Regions from separate parts of the Homo sapiens genome. Here region 1 is linked to region 2. Evidence: read pairs that join two places in POLR2A ChIA-PET (ENCODE). Cell type or tissue: A673. All regions are shown on one strand. Links, peaks and the distances in the headings refer to the core of each region. The heading gives the core; the rest is flanking DNA.

Region 1 (8,161 bases), core at 1,504-6,503, 780 kb after region 2:
GTTCAGCACAGCTCATTGTAATTAGAAAAACAAATTACATATAGGGTGTAAATTTCCCTAAAATAGCCTTGTACCTTGATCACCACTATAATAACATCATTTAATGCCACATCTCTTGGTTTTCTCCACACTAAAACCTCTTTTTATTTTTTTCCCACCAAAATAAAAAGGCAACTTTCAGTGATTCTATAAAAATGTAGTAAAACAGGAAATAAGAATCCAAAATAACACAAAATTACAGTCTTTAATTTCAAATAAGAAATATGGAAAAGCTGCAGGGCTTTGAGGGTGCATCTGCAGATGGAAACAGCTTTGTTCATAAGCTGTGTCAACTCCACATTAGGCCTGGGATGCTCAGCATCTCTTGAAGCCATGATGGCACTATTCTGCATGATGTTCGAGTGAGTATTGAGCTCTTCCAAGAATAGGGAAACTTCTCAAATCATTGTGGGACCAAGCAGCTGTCCAACTACAATTTTCAGTCTATCTGCCTTAAAAATGTGTGCTGTTTCTGGAATGGGTTATAGTTAAAACAACAGAAACCTCCAGATGGAAGGAACCTAGAGGGTGAGCAGTACAACTTCCCTCCATATTCAAATCCTCTCTACCTCATCGAAGGCAAAGAACCATCCAATTCGGACTGAACAACTCCTCCCCTAAAATGCATGTGACCTCATCTTAGGGGATTAAGTGCAGATGGGTAAATTCACTCAAAAACATCTCCTGGGGACCTGCTATGTGCTAGGCAGTGGGCTGGATGCACGGCCCCCACAGACTAGGCACAGAGTCTGCCCCAAGATTACACAGGACAGATGGGAACACAAGCTGATAATTAAATCATCAAAACATGTAGGTACTAAGCACTGAGGGAACAGAAAAGTCCCTGGGGAGGTGGTCAGGGAAGCTTCATAAAAGAGGTAACACCTGAACTATGTCTTAAAGTACAGTGCGGCAATAAAATAAAACAAAGCCTTATGTTAAGACTCAGCACAAATGTCACCTCTGTGGCCCTTTGGAATCCTCTTTCCTCTGCTTGGAATCCTTTCCTCCGTGTTTGTCTGTTGAATTCTCACTCATCCAGAGCACCAAGGTAAATGAACAAGCCTGTGAGTGAGGAAGTAGACAGAGCAGAGGCTGGAAGGGTGTGCTGGCTTGAATACTGCCCCCCAACCCTAACTAATGACCACCTGGAACCTCAGAGTGTGATACTGTTTGGAAATAGGTCTTTGCAAATATAATTAGTTAAATTAAGATAAGGTCATGATAAATTAGGGTGGGTCCTAATCCAATGACTTGTGTCCTTATCAGAAGGCCAAATGAAGACACAGAGACACACAGGAAGAAGCCTGTGATGACAGAGGTAGAGACTGGAGTGATGCATCTACCACCCTAGGAACACAGAGGACTGCCAGCAGCCACCAGGAACTAGAAGAAAGCACATCACAGACTCTCCCTGAAAGCACCAAAAGGAGCCAATTCTGGCAACACCTTGATTGTGGACTTCTGGCCTCCAAAACTAGGAGGAAATACATTTCTGTTGTAATTTGTTATAGCAGATCTAGGAAACTCACAAAAAGTGTAAGCAGAGACTGAATTAAGAGGGCCACAAATTCCCACACCATACACAATGGGGTACCACTGGTAGAGGGCAAAATCAAATATATTCCAGAAAACCACTACAGAGGCAAAGAAGAAACACATGGGAAGGAGAGAGACCAGGCAGGAGGTCACTGTGGCAGAGAGGCAGGAAGAGAAGACAGATCTGAGAGCAACAGATGGGGGAGACATACACTTCAGTGTCCACACAGAAGAGGGGGACGGAAAAGGAGAAGAACTGAGGATCACGCCGGGTGTGTAGCTCATGCAAGGGCATGACGGGGTGGAACCTTCAGGTGAAATAAATGAAGAGTCCCAGATTCAGAGCAGACGGGAGTGAGGTGGGAGGCAGACCTGAGAAGATGAGAAATTTTGAACATGAGATACCTGCAGTCAAAACGCCCTGGTCTGTAGTAGATAACTGAAAATAAAGGAAAAGAATCTAGCTGTACAATTCAGGATTTGGCAGCACATATGTGGTCAAAGCCAACTGTATGGTTAAGATCATCCAAGGAGAATGGGCAGAAGGAGAAGACCAGAAGACCACGAACAGGCCTGAGACCCTATAACATTTAAGGGTCAGGCAAAAAGAGAATCTTGGAAGAAATGGAGAAAAGCAGTCAGAAAGTAGGAAGTAGGTAAACCAAGAACATCCTGCACTGGGGAAGTGGAGTAAAAAGATGCATGAAGGATGTCTGTTCTGGCTATATGCTGTTCAGGTAATACCGCACTTACAGACAATCCTAGACAGCGGGAGTCAAGAGTGAACAGCTACCCCAGAAAGCTAATGTGCACTCCCTGAGAAGCTTACAGAAGGCAGAAAATACAGATGGCATGGCTTCTATTCAGCACCAAAGGTGCTGTGGTTTGCACTGGGTGACATTCTGGAGTGCAGCTGGAGGGAACCCATCATGGGGAGAGCCCTGGAGAAGACAGCGAGCAAAGTATCTGTTCACAGAAGGAGGAAAAGATGCCTACCAAGATAAGTAGAACCAAGTGACAAGGAGCAGCCTTCCCACGGATCTATGAAATGCAATGAATTGTCCTATGAGGCAAGGAGCTCCCTTTCAATACAGTTTGTGATCATCTGGGAGAGCTTGAGTATTCCAGATTAAGGGTCCATAGGGTTTTCTTGTAAAGGGCCAGAGAGTAAATATTACAGGTTTGAGAGCTACATGGTCTCTGTTGCAGCTGCTCAACTCTGCCATTATAGTGCAAAAGCAGCCACAGATAATGTGTGAACAAATGGGGCACAGTTGTGTTCCAATAAAATTTTATTTACAAAAACAGGTATGGACTGATTTGGCTCAAGCATGTGTGTCCTAGTCTGCCAACCCTGGCTCTGGATTCTTGCTTCTCAAAGAGTGGTGTGGTCCATAGACCACAAACCTCAGTTATCACCTGGCAGTCTGTTATAAATGCAGAATTGCAGGTCCCTATCAGACCTGCTGAATCAGAGCCTAAAGTTCAACAAAATCCCCAGGTGATCTGCATGCACAGAGAATTTGAGAAATGGTGTAGATGGGTGGTGCCCACATTGTACGGCAAGATGGGCTCACATCAGAATCTCCTGGGAAGCCGATAAAAACCACATTCCTGACCTTAACCACAGAAGCTCCAACCTAATGGCCTAGATGGCCTCGGGAGCCTGAATTTTCACAAGGCCACTCTGGCAATGCTAAGGTTTGGAAGCCTCTGGTCTGAAAGCCTCAGAGGATTCCTCCAACCAAGTTTCTATGAGTCTACTTAAGAGAAATAAAGATTTGCCCACTCTCCTAATTTTGTTCTTGTTTTTCTTATTGTTTTTTTCAGTCAAAAACGGACTTTCCTGTTTCAGAGAGAAATCTTACTAATAGTTGCCTCCCGCATTCTAAACTTGAACAAAGGGAACAGAACACTCAAAGGAAAAAAAAAAGCCAGTTCTCAAGCAGTGTTAGAGCGCCACCTACTGGGTGCCCCCCACCCCCCGAGACTGTACCCACATCTCCAGCAAAGGCCTCACAGTGTGTCCTTAGAGGTCATCAGTAGTGCATGGAGTGGGAGAGAAAGGGAGGAGGAAGACAGGGAGAAATCAAAGTCGGTTGGAGAAAAATGACACCATTGATCATACCAGTGTCATACCAGTGCTGACTTAAATATTACACTGAATAACTTCTTTGGGGTAACTGAGCTCTCCTAACTTCAGCATCAGAATTAAATTGAGAAGTGCTGAATAAACCCTGTGCCTCTAATCCCCCATCCTTTGTCAGGATGCTCCTGGAGAACCAAGTCTGGTTCTGAACAGGACACACAACTACCTCACTGCCCTCTTCCCTTCCGCATATAGTCTTCAAGCACCCACTATGGACTACGCATTGTCTCAGGGGTACATGGATAAACAAGACATGGTCATGGTCTCTGCCTGCATAAAGCTTACAGTCTTAAGAGATAAAGAATTAATAAAGCAGAATTATGGCAAGATATTTTCATGTCAAGCTTCCATTTTATTTGAAAGTGCTTGGGGAAGGCCTTGGAGGGCAGGAGGCAGAGACAGGGAGTGGGATGCCTGAAGTTAGTTTCAAGTGACAGCAAGTTCAGAATGAGGTGGCCACAGGAACTCATGATGGAGATGGAAATGGAAAGGAGGTAAAAGTTCTTGCAGATGAGACAGAGACTGAGGCTAGATGTGCCATCCAGGAGGACACAGAAGTCACCTTGGGGTGGTGAAGGAGGATGAGCATGACTGAGTCCTGAATGAATGAGGGGTGACTGGGAGAATGACAGCAATGAGGAGGGCATGGGGAAGGCATAGCCAGTATCCAGAACAGCTAAGGAACTGAGTTTTCTATGAAGAAACAGTAGCAAGGTAAGAAATACAGGCATGGGAAGAAATTACGCAAGTCCATGAGCACGCTGAACTAAGGAACTCCTGGGTCAACAGTGGGCTCCCCTGCTGGACAGCAATTGTGCCAGAAAGACTCTCCTTGTGTTGAACTGCAGCTCATCAGCAGGTGACCATCACCTACAGGCTACAGTCCAGAATTCTCAAGCCACAGAAGTTAGAACTGGACCTTCTCACATGGGAAACATGTCTGAAATCTGAAGAAGGATGTGGGCTCACCTGCCATCTGGCTGTGCGACCTCAGAAAAGGCACTGATCACTCTGGCCCTCGGAGCCTGAATGAGAGGACCCTAACAGCTTAACAGTCCCGAGTCTGCTCAGTGTGGAGAAGCCACAAGAAAACCTTTTCATCTTTGAAAGAGAATCCAGCAATTCCACTTTGGGGTATGTATCCAAAAGAAACAAAGTGAGGACTCGAACAGATGTTCACAGCAGCAATATTCACAATAGCCAATAAGGGCAAGCAACCCAAGTATGCGCTGATGAACGGATAAACAAAATCTCGTACAAATTTACAATGGGATGTTATTCAGTCTTAAAAAGGAAGGAGATTCTGATGTATGTCACCACATTAATGAACTGTGAAAACATTTTCTTCAGTGAGATAAGCCAGACACAAAAGGACAAATATTGTATGGTTTCACTTATATGAGGTATCTAGAATAGACAAATGCAGAGAGACAGAAAACAGAATGGAGGTTGCCAGGGGCTGGGGGGATGGGGAAATGGAAAATTACTGCTTAATGGATGCAGGTCTCAGTTTGGGAAGATGAAAAATTCAGGAGATGGGTAATGGCGATGGTTTCGCAACAATGTAAATGTACTTAATGCCACTGGGCTATATACCTACAAAGAGAAAGGTAAATTTTATGTTATGTATATTTTATCAAAAAAGAAAAAGAAAAACTTGAAAAAGAGATCAACGTAGAAATAAAGCAGCTGCGATTACTGAATCTGGCCTAAGAAAGCCATGCACTAATATTCCTATCTGGTATAGGTTTTATTTCTCCAATTAGGCTGAATCTTCATTTCTCTCTAACTCCTGGCATTACCAACCAAATCCCACAAATTTGATGGCTTAAAACCACAGAAATTTTTTCTTTCATGGTTTTAGAGGTGAGGAGTTCAAAATCAAGGTGCTAGCAGGGCCATGCTCCCTCCCGAGTCTCCATGGCAGGATCCTCCCAGCGTCTTCCAGCTTCCAGTCGCCCCAGCATTCCTTGGCTTGGCTGCATAACTCCAATCCAGCCCCCTGTGGGCATGCGGCTGTTTTCTCCCTGAGTGTCTTCATGTTGTCTTCCCTCTGAGCATGTCTGTGTCCAAATTCCCCTCTTCTTATGAGGATAGCAGTCATACTGAGTTAAAGGCCCACCCTACTGCAGTAAGACCCCATCTTAACTAATTACATCTGCTATAATTATATTTCCAAATAAGGTGTCACAGTTTAGGGCACACTGGGTTAAAACTTCGACATATCTTTTGGGGGACACAATTCAGCCCATGATACCACCCAAATGTAGAGTTAGCCTAAGTCTCAGTCCTCACCTTACTCGCACTCTTGGCAGCATCTGACACAGGTTATCACATTGACACCATCTTTCTTTACAAGATACCCTGCCTTTCAAGCATACAGCACACTGTTTAACTTTCCTCATCACCCCACCTCTCTGTGTCTCCTCTGTTGACTGGTCCTACCCCACCCTCTCTCCATGTTGGAGCAGCCCTCAGACCTTGCCCCTGTCTACATATAATCACCCCCTAAGAAACACCATCCACTCCTATAGCTTTAAACACTATCTATTTTCTGACAATCTGCCATATCTATAGCTCTATTCTAGCCTGCAATCTCCAGATACCATATCTCACTGCCCACCTGACACATCATCTGGACCACAGCACCTGATTCAACATGTTCAAGCAGAACTCTTTGATTTTCCTCCAAAATCTGCTTCTTCACCAGGCTTCTTCAAGTGTCATGAAGGTGTCATTCCATCCGGTGCCTGAAACCTTGGTCATGTCCTTAATCCTGATCTTTCTCTCATCTTCCCATGTCCAATCAGCACATCTTGTTACTTCCGTATCTTAGAAAAGATGCCCTGAGTCTTAGAAAAGATGCACTTCCCACCTCCACTGCTGTCACCCTAGATCTCAACTGCTGTCACTCTAGACCAAGGATCAGCAAACTGCTGCCCCTGAGCCAAATCTGGCCACAAGCAATCATGTCTACTCTGCAGAACTAAGTAGCTGCGACAGTGACCATGTGATCTGCAATGACAAAAAAACTTTATGATCTGGCCCTCTGCAGAAGTTTGCTGACCCTGGTCTAGGCCCTTGATGTCACTTTCGACTATCCTTTTGCGTGATCTTCTAATCAGCAATAAGACATAAGAGTATTGCTTTTTGTTTGCTCTTTGCCTTCTTGGACAAAACTGCTTCTTTTCCTTTCTGTTCCCTAATTAGAACCCTCACTCTGTGCTTACCAAGTGGCTCTCCCTGCCTCTATTCTCTCCTGTACACCATTACTGAGGCTTAACTCTTGGAACCGCCAAGTTCACCCTGCTCAGGTACCTGCAATGGCTCCCGCTGTCCCCAGCATTTAGCCCATCCATCTGGTTAGTTTTCAAAGTCCCCTGTAACCTAGCCTACCCTGCATCATAGTTAATCAAGGCCCCAATGCCCCCAACAGGCCACGCCTCCCCCAGAAAGTGCTTCCCACCCTCCCAGACAGTGCTTTTTTTGTGCTTTTGGGCCTGTATTTTCCTTCCAGTTGTCACCCAGCTTGTTCCTCTCTCTTCTGGTTATCAGGAAGAGAGAGTTTATGAAAAGGGAAAAAAAATTGTGAAGAAATTGTCTAATCATCTTCATTTCCTTACCTCCCATTCACTCTTCACCACAGCCATCTGCCTCCCACTTCTCCACTAAAATCATTCCTGCTGGATCCCCAATATTTTCATTAAATCCAGTAAGTTGTATTTCTCCCAGACTGCACTGGCTTCTCTGCAGCAGCATTTAACAGAGTTCACTACTGTCTGAAACACTCTCCTTTTACCATTTAGCTGATTATTCCCTCTCACTGCCTTCTTCCATGTTTATTTTTTCCACTAAACAACAAGCTCCTTGATGAAGGGACCATGTCATCTGTGGCTTTCTGCCACTGCACATACATTCCAGCATATGGTAGGCCCTCAATCAACGTTAGCTGAAATCAACTGTGACTAAATGTTTTCAGCTCAAGAATTTCTATTTGATTATTTTGGTGCAGTTTTCAGTCAGTTCTACGTAAAAAATCTCCATATAATCATAATTCTTTGAATATATGATTAATGATTAGTTAAAATGCATGGTTGATCAATCCACTATCTGGATCTCCAACAGGTTTGTTTCTATTTCTGATTTTTCTCTTGGTTTTCTTGTACATCTAGTTATTTCCTAGTGAGTGCTGAATATCATATGTGAAAAACCTGAGCAAGAATTTGACAGTACATAAGAGGAGGCAGAGCAAAATGGCTGAATTGAACCCTCCAATGATTGACCCCCATTAGGAGATAGACAATATAAAAAGATATAAAGTATCCATGCAAGAAAGCACCCTCCTAAGAACTAAAAAATCAGAGGAGCAATCACTGTACCTGGTTTTAACATAACAACGAAAGTGGCATTGAAGAGAGTAGGAAGTACGGTCTT
Region 2 (8,161 bases), core at 1,393-6,392:
TTCTAAAGTTCCCAGCACTATATCTTACCCATAAGTCATTTTTTAAAAAATTGAATTCTGCATGTTTCTGTCTATATATCAGGGCAAGTGTACACAGGCTAGTCTGGGTTCAAAGTAGACATCATAAAATACTCTCACAGGCACACACACCCATGTGCACATATACACTTGTTTTTTGTCTCTCTACACACACACACACACACACACACACCCCTGCACATACATGCACATACATACACAATCTGTTTTCCTCAACCTACCCCAAATTGCCACAGTGCATGAAGATCTTACCATCCCAGTTGTTTCTCCACGATCTGGGAGGTGGCATGATGTCACAGCTGCACTAACTACTCCCTAAGAAAGGACAGAGAGAAAGGACTCCCCAGACCCCAGGGAGGATGGTGAGGTTAGAGTTGGCAAGGCGGAAAATCAAACTCAACTCTGCCTTTCCCTCCAGCAATTCATGCACTTTTGGTATTTTAATATATTTTTTAGAACAGCAAGGATAAGATGCTCTATCATGTTAGAAAAACATACAGGTTCTGAATGTATTTTTAACTCACGTTGAGGCATTCTTCAAAGTTAATTCACTGGTTAAACCCCAAGTATAGCTCGTCCAGAGGTACACTGACTACATTTTGTGTGGGAATTCTGGATCCACAGGGAAGCCCAAAGGCCTTAGGAGATCTGTGTTTCTGACCCTGAGAGAATGTCCTAAGGTCAGGGGAAAAATTTTATTGCGGCTGCATTCTCTCACTCATGTTGTACCTAAGGCAACTAAGTGATTTGTTCTCAAAAATTCAGTTCTGGAATTTAGTGATGTTGTGACTATGCAGATTGATTTTTCATATTTACGGATTCTTTTTTTTTTTTTTTTTTGAGGTGGAGTTTCACTCTTTTTCCCAGGTTGGAGTGAAGTGGCATGACCTCGCCTCACTGCAACCTCCGCCCCACCGTTCAAGTGATTCTCCTGCATCAGCCTTCCAAGTAGCTGGGACTACAGGCATCTACCACCATGCCCAGCTAAGTTTTGTATTTTTAGTACAGATGGGTTTCGCCATGTTGGCCAGGCTGGTCTCCCAACTCCTGACCTCAGGTGATCCACCTGCCTCGGCTTCCCAAAGTACTGGAATTACAGGCATGAGCAATCATGCCCAGCCCCATATCTACAAATGTATTTTTAATAATGTTATAGTCCATTTAAAAGTGTGTGGGGGGGTTTTGTTTTTGTTTTTTTGAGATGGAGTCTTACTCTGTTGCCCAGACTGGAGTCCAGTGGCGTCATCTCAGCTCACTGCAACCTCCATCTCCCAGGATCAAGCAATTCTCCTGCCTCCGCCTTCCAAGTAGCTGGGATTACAGGCGCCTGCCACCATGCCCAGCTAATTTTTGTATTTTTAGTAGAGGCGGGGTTTTACAATGCTGGCCAGGCTGGTCTCGAACTCCTGACCTCAGGTAATCCTCCCGCCTTGGCCTCCCAAAGTGCTGGGATTACACGCATGAGCCACCGTGCCCGGCCCTCAGTGATGTTCTTAACAGGGTCTGGAAACTCGTCTGCTGCCTCTTGGCAGGCAGAAGCTGCTTCTCTTGTTTTCTTGGCATTTTAAAGCCAACTGTCTTTCTAAAATTATTAAACCATCCTTTCCTGGCATTATATTCTTCAGCTTTAGATCCTTCACCTTCTTTTTGCTTTTCAGTTTTTATATAATGAAAACACTATAAATCAGGGTCTTCAGTTTTTTCAGGGAGCCAGTATATCACTGGAGCAAGTTTACAATAATTTACGCAAGCAATCACCTGTTGATTAAGTGCTCATTTTATTTCTTTTTTCTATTTCTTTTCTGTTTCCCCCTCATATGAACAGTGTGGTAATAAACTCAAAGAGGATTTGAGCAGTGCTGTACTGAAGAGGTTTGGGCAGTCACCACAAAGTCATACTAAGTACTGGCTGGACAAGAGAACAGAAGAATGTCAGGCATCACCCCCAGCTGCGACAACCTTCTTGTTCCCTTTCATGCTACAAACAAGGGGACTTGCTGCCTCAAGTTTTGAGAATGCCCTGCATGGACACTTCCAATGAGGGTTTTCCATGATGTTGACCTTTCATTTCTTCCTTTCATTTCATTGCCTCTTCCACTTAAGCTCTTCCTGCCTGTTTCCCTAGGCTGCCTCCCCTACCCTTAACATTGTGAGCAAGATCCATATAGGATAGCCAGGTCACAGTCCCCGGGGTTTTGAAAATTCAGCAACTGGCCAGATGCGGTGGCTCATGCCTGTAAACCCAACACTTTGGGAGGCCGAGGCAGGCAGATCACCTGAGGTTGGGAGTTCAAGACCAGCCTGACCAACATGGAGAAACCCCGTCTCTATTAAAAATACAAAAAAATTAGCTGGGCATGGTGGCCCATGCTTGTAAAGCCAGCTAATCAGGAGGCTGAGGCAGGAGAATCGCTTGAACCCGGGAGGCGGAGGTTGTAGTGAGCGGAGATCGCGCCATTGCACTCCAGCCTGGGCAACAAGAGGGAAACTCCATCTCAGAAAAAAAAAAAAAAAGAAAGAAAGAAAGAAAGAAAGAAAGAAAGAAAATTCAGCAACTTAGGGAATTGTGGGTGATAGGGAGGTTGAGTGGAAATGGGAAGAAGTTTCCTCCGCTTGGTTTAAGCTGTTTCAGAAGACGATGACACAGGCTTTATGCTGCTGATCTCTATGTCTCCAGCCCAGATCTATATTCCAAACTCCTATTCTTTATTTCCAATTATCTAATGAGCATCTCCACTTATGGCCCAAAAGCCCTGAAAATTCAATAAACATCTCCAAAATATAACCCCTCATCTCTCCATCCGGTATCATGACTTTGTGCAGCACTGCCATTTCTTTCATTTGTATTTATCCTGGGAACGTGAATTTTTGTGGGGATTTAAATGATCTTACGCACGTAAGAAGCTTAGGTGTTCAGCAAATGTTAGTTCTCTTGCCCTTCTTCCCTCTCACTTCCTTCCTTTCCTTCCTTCTTCTCTCCTTTCTAAAGTAAGAAAACCCTCAATTTAGGGGAAAAGTTCATAGAATTGTCAAAGACAATGTGCTGGCACTTAAGGTAAAAAATGTTCTTTAGAGATAAACCAAGTCTGAGAGCCTTGAGAGGAAAGTGACACTCAGAATTGATATCTTTTACCACTTTGTCATTGACCAAGACTCAAGTGAGAGGCAAGATGAGGCAGGCGATGAGGTGGATGTGTAGTGAGAAGCAGACTGGGCTCTTCTTGACTCTCTTGCCACCAGCAACAAGGGGCTCCAGGTCAGAGCAGCCTGGAGGCAATTATGCAGCTTAGGACTCTAGCCTGGCTGAGGGAAATAGAGTTGTTTGAGGCCATGTAAATCGGAGAAAAAAAAAAGGGTTCCGTTGAGTTTCTGTTTTTCTTACAGTTGAAAATTACTGAAGACTAGCAGACCCAACCGTCAGTCCTGGATGAACATAACTATATCCACCCTCCCATTATCTCTTGAGCTGGGTCATTGGAAAAGAGCTCATAAAACATGTGAAGGCAGAACATAATAATTTAATAGGTTGTCAGAAGGCTGAGAGTATCGAGGCCCAGCAGCATACCAAGAAAAGTGAAAGATCATTCGTGTGGAAAAGTTTGTGGTTTTGAAGCAGAGGGAGGGAGGGAGACAGAGGGAGAAAGAGGAAGAGAGCAGGAGAAAGAGAGAGGAAATGCAGTTGGAATGGGGCTTTGCTTATAACAGTGAGTCACCACTCTCTTTAGAGGGCAGGCCTAAAAATGTGTTCTAAAACTGAGCATCTACTATATGCAAGACACCATGCTAAATGCGGGGAAAGATGTTTAAGACATAATGCTGTCTTCTGACATGACTGTCAGCCTGTCTTGGATCAAACAGAGATGGGTTCAAGTCGCAGCTCCACCACTTACTGGCCCAGCCATTTTATCTCCCTCACCCTCAGTTTACTGATCTGCAAAATGGGTATAATTATCCCATCCTTGTAAGAATAAGACATAACATATATACAGCTATTTGCATACTGTATATACTGTCTGGTATTTAGTAAATGATCAGCAAATCTTAGTTCGCTCCTGCCTCCACCCCACCTACTCCCACCCCTCATATTAACAATAGCCATATCTATTTTCTTCACTGCTGTATTCCCAGTGCTTAAAGGAGTGCAAAGTAGCATGCAGGAGGAAGGCAGAGTGTCAAACAGTAAAGCTTCACTTTAGGAGAAATAAATGAACATATTCAGAGGAGAACAAGAATGTACAAGAAGCTGGGTGCGATGACACTCGCCTATAGTCCCAGCTACATAGGAGGCTGAAGTGGGAGGATGGCTTGAGACCAGGAGTTCAAGACTGTAGTGAGCTATAATCGAGCCTGCGAATAGCATCTGCACTCTGGCCTGGGCAACATAGCAAAACCAGGTCTCTAATACACAAATAAGTAAAATATAGACAAAAAAAATTTTAAGAGACTGGGTCTTGCTGTCTCCCAGGATGGAGTACAGTGGTGTGATTGCAGCTCACTGCAGCCTGGAACTCCCGGGCTCGAGCAATCCTCCCGCCTCAGCCTCCTGAGTAGCTGGGAGGGACTTCAGGCCCATGCCACTATGCCTGGCTGATTTTTTAATTTTAATTTTTTTTGGAGTTGGGGTCTCACTATGTGTGGCCCAGGCTACTCTTGAACTCCTGGTCTCAACAGATCTTCCCACCTTTCCCTCCCAAAGTGATGAGATTACGGGCATGAGCCACTGCACCTGGCTTGAATAAAAGTTTAAAAATAAGTAAATTAGAAAGTACAAGAAGAATGGAGAATGGATTTAAAATTTTACCACTTAGGGGACTGTTGAAGAAATCTCATATTTAATCCAGAAAATAGAACATTCAGGGGTTGGCTAGAAGGGAACTGATGCCTGTACTCATCTGTCTGGAAGACTGTTGTGTGGATGGGCAATGAGCCTTGATGAGTCTGGACTTAAAGACAGATTTCAGCCTGGGGGAAGAAAGCACCATCCGAGGGCAGGGCTGTCAAGGTGCAGGGAGGCAGTGTTGTGTGCTGGCAAGGAGTGAGAATGTGGGCTAAATGGTTTCAGGTCAGGTTTCTGGGCGAGGGCGCTCAAGTGTAGCGTGCTGGGGAGGGGAGAGAGGATCTTTACCCCTTTCAACCCTAAAGGCTTTGATTTTGAGAATCCTGCTACATTAGGAACAGTTGTCTAGGGAGGCCAGTGTTTGCCACTTGTGGCTTATTCCAAGCCTCTCTATTCCCTGCTTCCTAAAGAATGTTCTTCAAGATAATAATACCACCATTTAACTCAGGCCCTATGTTGGTCTGCTTGTAGTTTCTCAGGTATTCTGTCACTCTCCCTGCTTCTTGACCTCACTCAAACTATTCCTTCTCCTTTGATTGCCAACTCACTCATCCCAAACTGTCTTTCCAAGTTATGCTCATTCCTCCATGGTCCAGCTTAAATCTATTATCTTCTCAGGAACTTTCCTAGATGCCATTTACACAATCAGCACCTTTCCTTTCATATTTCCACAGTATTTTCTTTTTTGGTGTATCAGGGATCTCATGGGTCTAACTCTTCCATACCACATTATGAGCTCCTGACCTTTCACAGAGTCCTAGTGTTATTTATTCTCACCTCCTCCCATCCCTAAGAAAAATAGAGGGTCCTCAATATTTGATTAATTGCTTGAATATGGCAAGTGATTCCATACTGTCTTCCCCTTTCAAAACAAACAAACAAACAAAAAACAAGCAAGCTGCTATGGTTTGAATGTTTTTGTCTCCCTTCAAAATTCATGTTGAAATTGAATCCTCAAAGCAATGTACTGGCAGATGTGACCTTTGGGAGGTGATTGAGTCTTAAGGGCTCTGCCCTCATGAATGGAATTAGATGCCCTTAAAAAAGGCCTTGACAGAGGGAGCCGATCCCTCTTCTTACCCTTCCATCTTCTGCCGTGTGAGGACACAGCATTCCCCACAGGAGAACATGGCATTCAAGTCGCCATTGTGAAAGCAAGGAGCAGCTCATCAGATGTTGGTACCTTGATTTTGGACTTCTCAGCCTCAAGAACTGTGAGAAATAAATTTATATTCTTTTATAAATTACCCAGTCTGTAATATTCTTTTATAGCAGCACAGAACAGACTAAGACACAAGCAAAATCAATTTGCATCAGTTTCTGTTTGGCTTCTTCATATTTTGGGTGCATGAGAAAAAGAGCAATGCAACCATTTTCTACATTATGAACGACAGTGGGACAGTGCTTAACTCATAGTCTTAAGTCCCCAGATACCATTTTTACCCTTAGGTTCACTGTAACCCCAAACAGATCTTCAGTAGTGAGGTTGGCTAAGGTTTGTTCCCGTCCCCCTTCTTTCACTTCACATCTCCTGTAAATGCAGATTTAGTGCTTATGTGTTCTCCCAGGCACATAAGGCCCTTCCAGACACATGTCTTAATTCAATCTCTTAATGTTCAAAGGATAAATTTAGCCCTGCCCTCTCCAGGCAGCACAAGAATTGGCAAAGCACAAGAATTTACCCCTTGTAGTCACTTGTAGTAGTTATACCTCAAGGTCCTGCCAAAGGCTACCACCATGAGCTTTTCCACATTTTAGTCAATATGAGAGCCTGATTTATGAAAAATCAAGTTAATGGAGCAATGAATAAAAATACCTTATTTCTTCATTCATCTACATATTATGAATTTTATCACTGGATGAAACTAGGACATGAAATAGCTGTGCTCTTAGACCAATAAGTTGGATGCCCACAGATTCACTTTTGCTGAACAGTTGCCCAAGGGTAGGCAATTGTTCTCCACTGTGGAATATCATGAAAAGCAGCCCTGGGCAAAATCCTATGGTAGCTTTTATGGGGTATTGTTTAGGACCATCTTCCACACTGCATACAACAAGGTCTTTCTGATGAGGAGTCATGGGAGTATTTCCCATGGCGCCAGGTCTTTCCAACAGGAAAATTAGTGCATCTTCTAGAGAAACCAGATTGGTTTTACTCCACAGACTCAATGAGTCCTATAAAGGCTAGATGCTCCTCTTTGCTCAGTCACTAAGAAGGTCTCAAATCTCTATGGATCTTTTTGTCATGAGGTAGAAAACTTTTTCTACCACTCTTTTATTTTTTTAATTTATTTTTTATTTTTTCATATGCAAAGATTTTTGCAAAATCTACGACTCTTTTAGATTCAGGAGCTGGGGCCTGCAAACTAAAATAATAAAATACAGATTAACAGGAGAAAAAAGGTTTATTCACATGCATATGAGCTAACGAAAGAAGTAACTAAAGTAACTAGCTCATTAAAGTTAAAGTTGGGGTGGGGAGGAAGTGGGAAGTTCTTCCTATGGGAAGAACAAATCGTTTTCTTAAGAAAGACAAATTGGGTTTTTAGGAGAACAAGAAAAAGAAAGTTTGTGACAATGTTTGTTTCTGTAGGTACTTACAAGTGGTCTTTTTCAGGGCCATAAAACTCCAGGGGATTTATGGTAGGTATATTTCAGTTCTTCCTTCTGAAAGTAGACCCTCCTGAAGAGGGAATTTATGGCAGCCTCATTTCCCAGAAGTTGCTGATTTTAATCAGATAAAGGAAGCTCCAAGAAAACTTATTTCTGCATCTGTTGAATTTCAAACATCTTCAGCTTAAAATAATCTTCATACCAGCTATGGGGTTCCAAGTGGATCCTCACGCCTCACCCACTCATCCCAGTCTTCCTTTGCTAGTCACTCTCCAGCCTTATTTTCCCTTTGCCTGGATTCCCTCCACTATTTTTGTCTTTTGAGTCATATGTATTTTTGTAAGTAGCATACAACCTTTATGGTAAAAAGAATAAATGCTACATTTCAGAAATTAGAGGATGCCTTGAATGGTTTCTAATCGTTTCTTTCTTTCTTTCTTTCTTTCTTTCTTTCTTTCTTTCTTTCTTTCTTTCTTTTCTTTTTCTTTTTCTTTTTGAGACAGAGTCTGGCTCTGTCGCCCACGTTGGAATGCAGTGGTGTGATCTCGGCTCACTGCATCCTCTGCCTTCTGGGTTCAAATGGTTCTCCCACCTCAGCCTCCCCAGTAGCCGGGACAATAGGTGTGCACCACCATGCCTGGCTAATTTTTGTATTTTTAGTAGAGACGGGGC

The links. ChIA-PET counts read pairs that join two places held together with the same protein. Peaks named below come from ENCODE experiments on the same cell type or tissue, not always from the same donor. Only the 100,000 strongest peaks of a DNase experiment are listed, where the experiment ranks them.
Region 1: POLR2A ChIA-PET joins it to region 2 with 6 read pairs; 1 of 35 experiments calls an interaction of 5 or more read pairs at or near these places.

The regions. Positions count from the first base shown.
Region 1 is chr11:94,167,257-94,175,417 of GRCh38, reverse strand. The region is part of intron 2 of PANX1 (pannexin 1); the gene reads right to left. Among named protein-coding and RNA genes, the nearest start is that of PANX1, 42 kb to the right of the region's middle. In A673, for the core only: a CTCF peak has its summit at 3,546 (motif pointing left); a DNase peak (open chromatin) is centred at 3,537.
Region 2 is chr11:94,943,921-94,952,081 of GRCh38, reverse strand. No RefSeq gene overlaps it. Among named protein-coding and RNA genes, the nearest start is that of CWC15, 26 kb to the left of the region's middle. In A673, for the core only: no CTCF peak of the experiment used is centred there; a DNase peak (open chromatin) is centred at 3,651.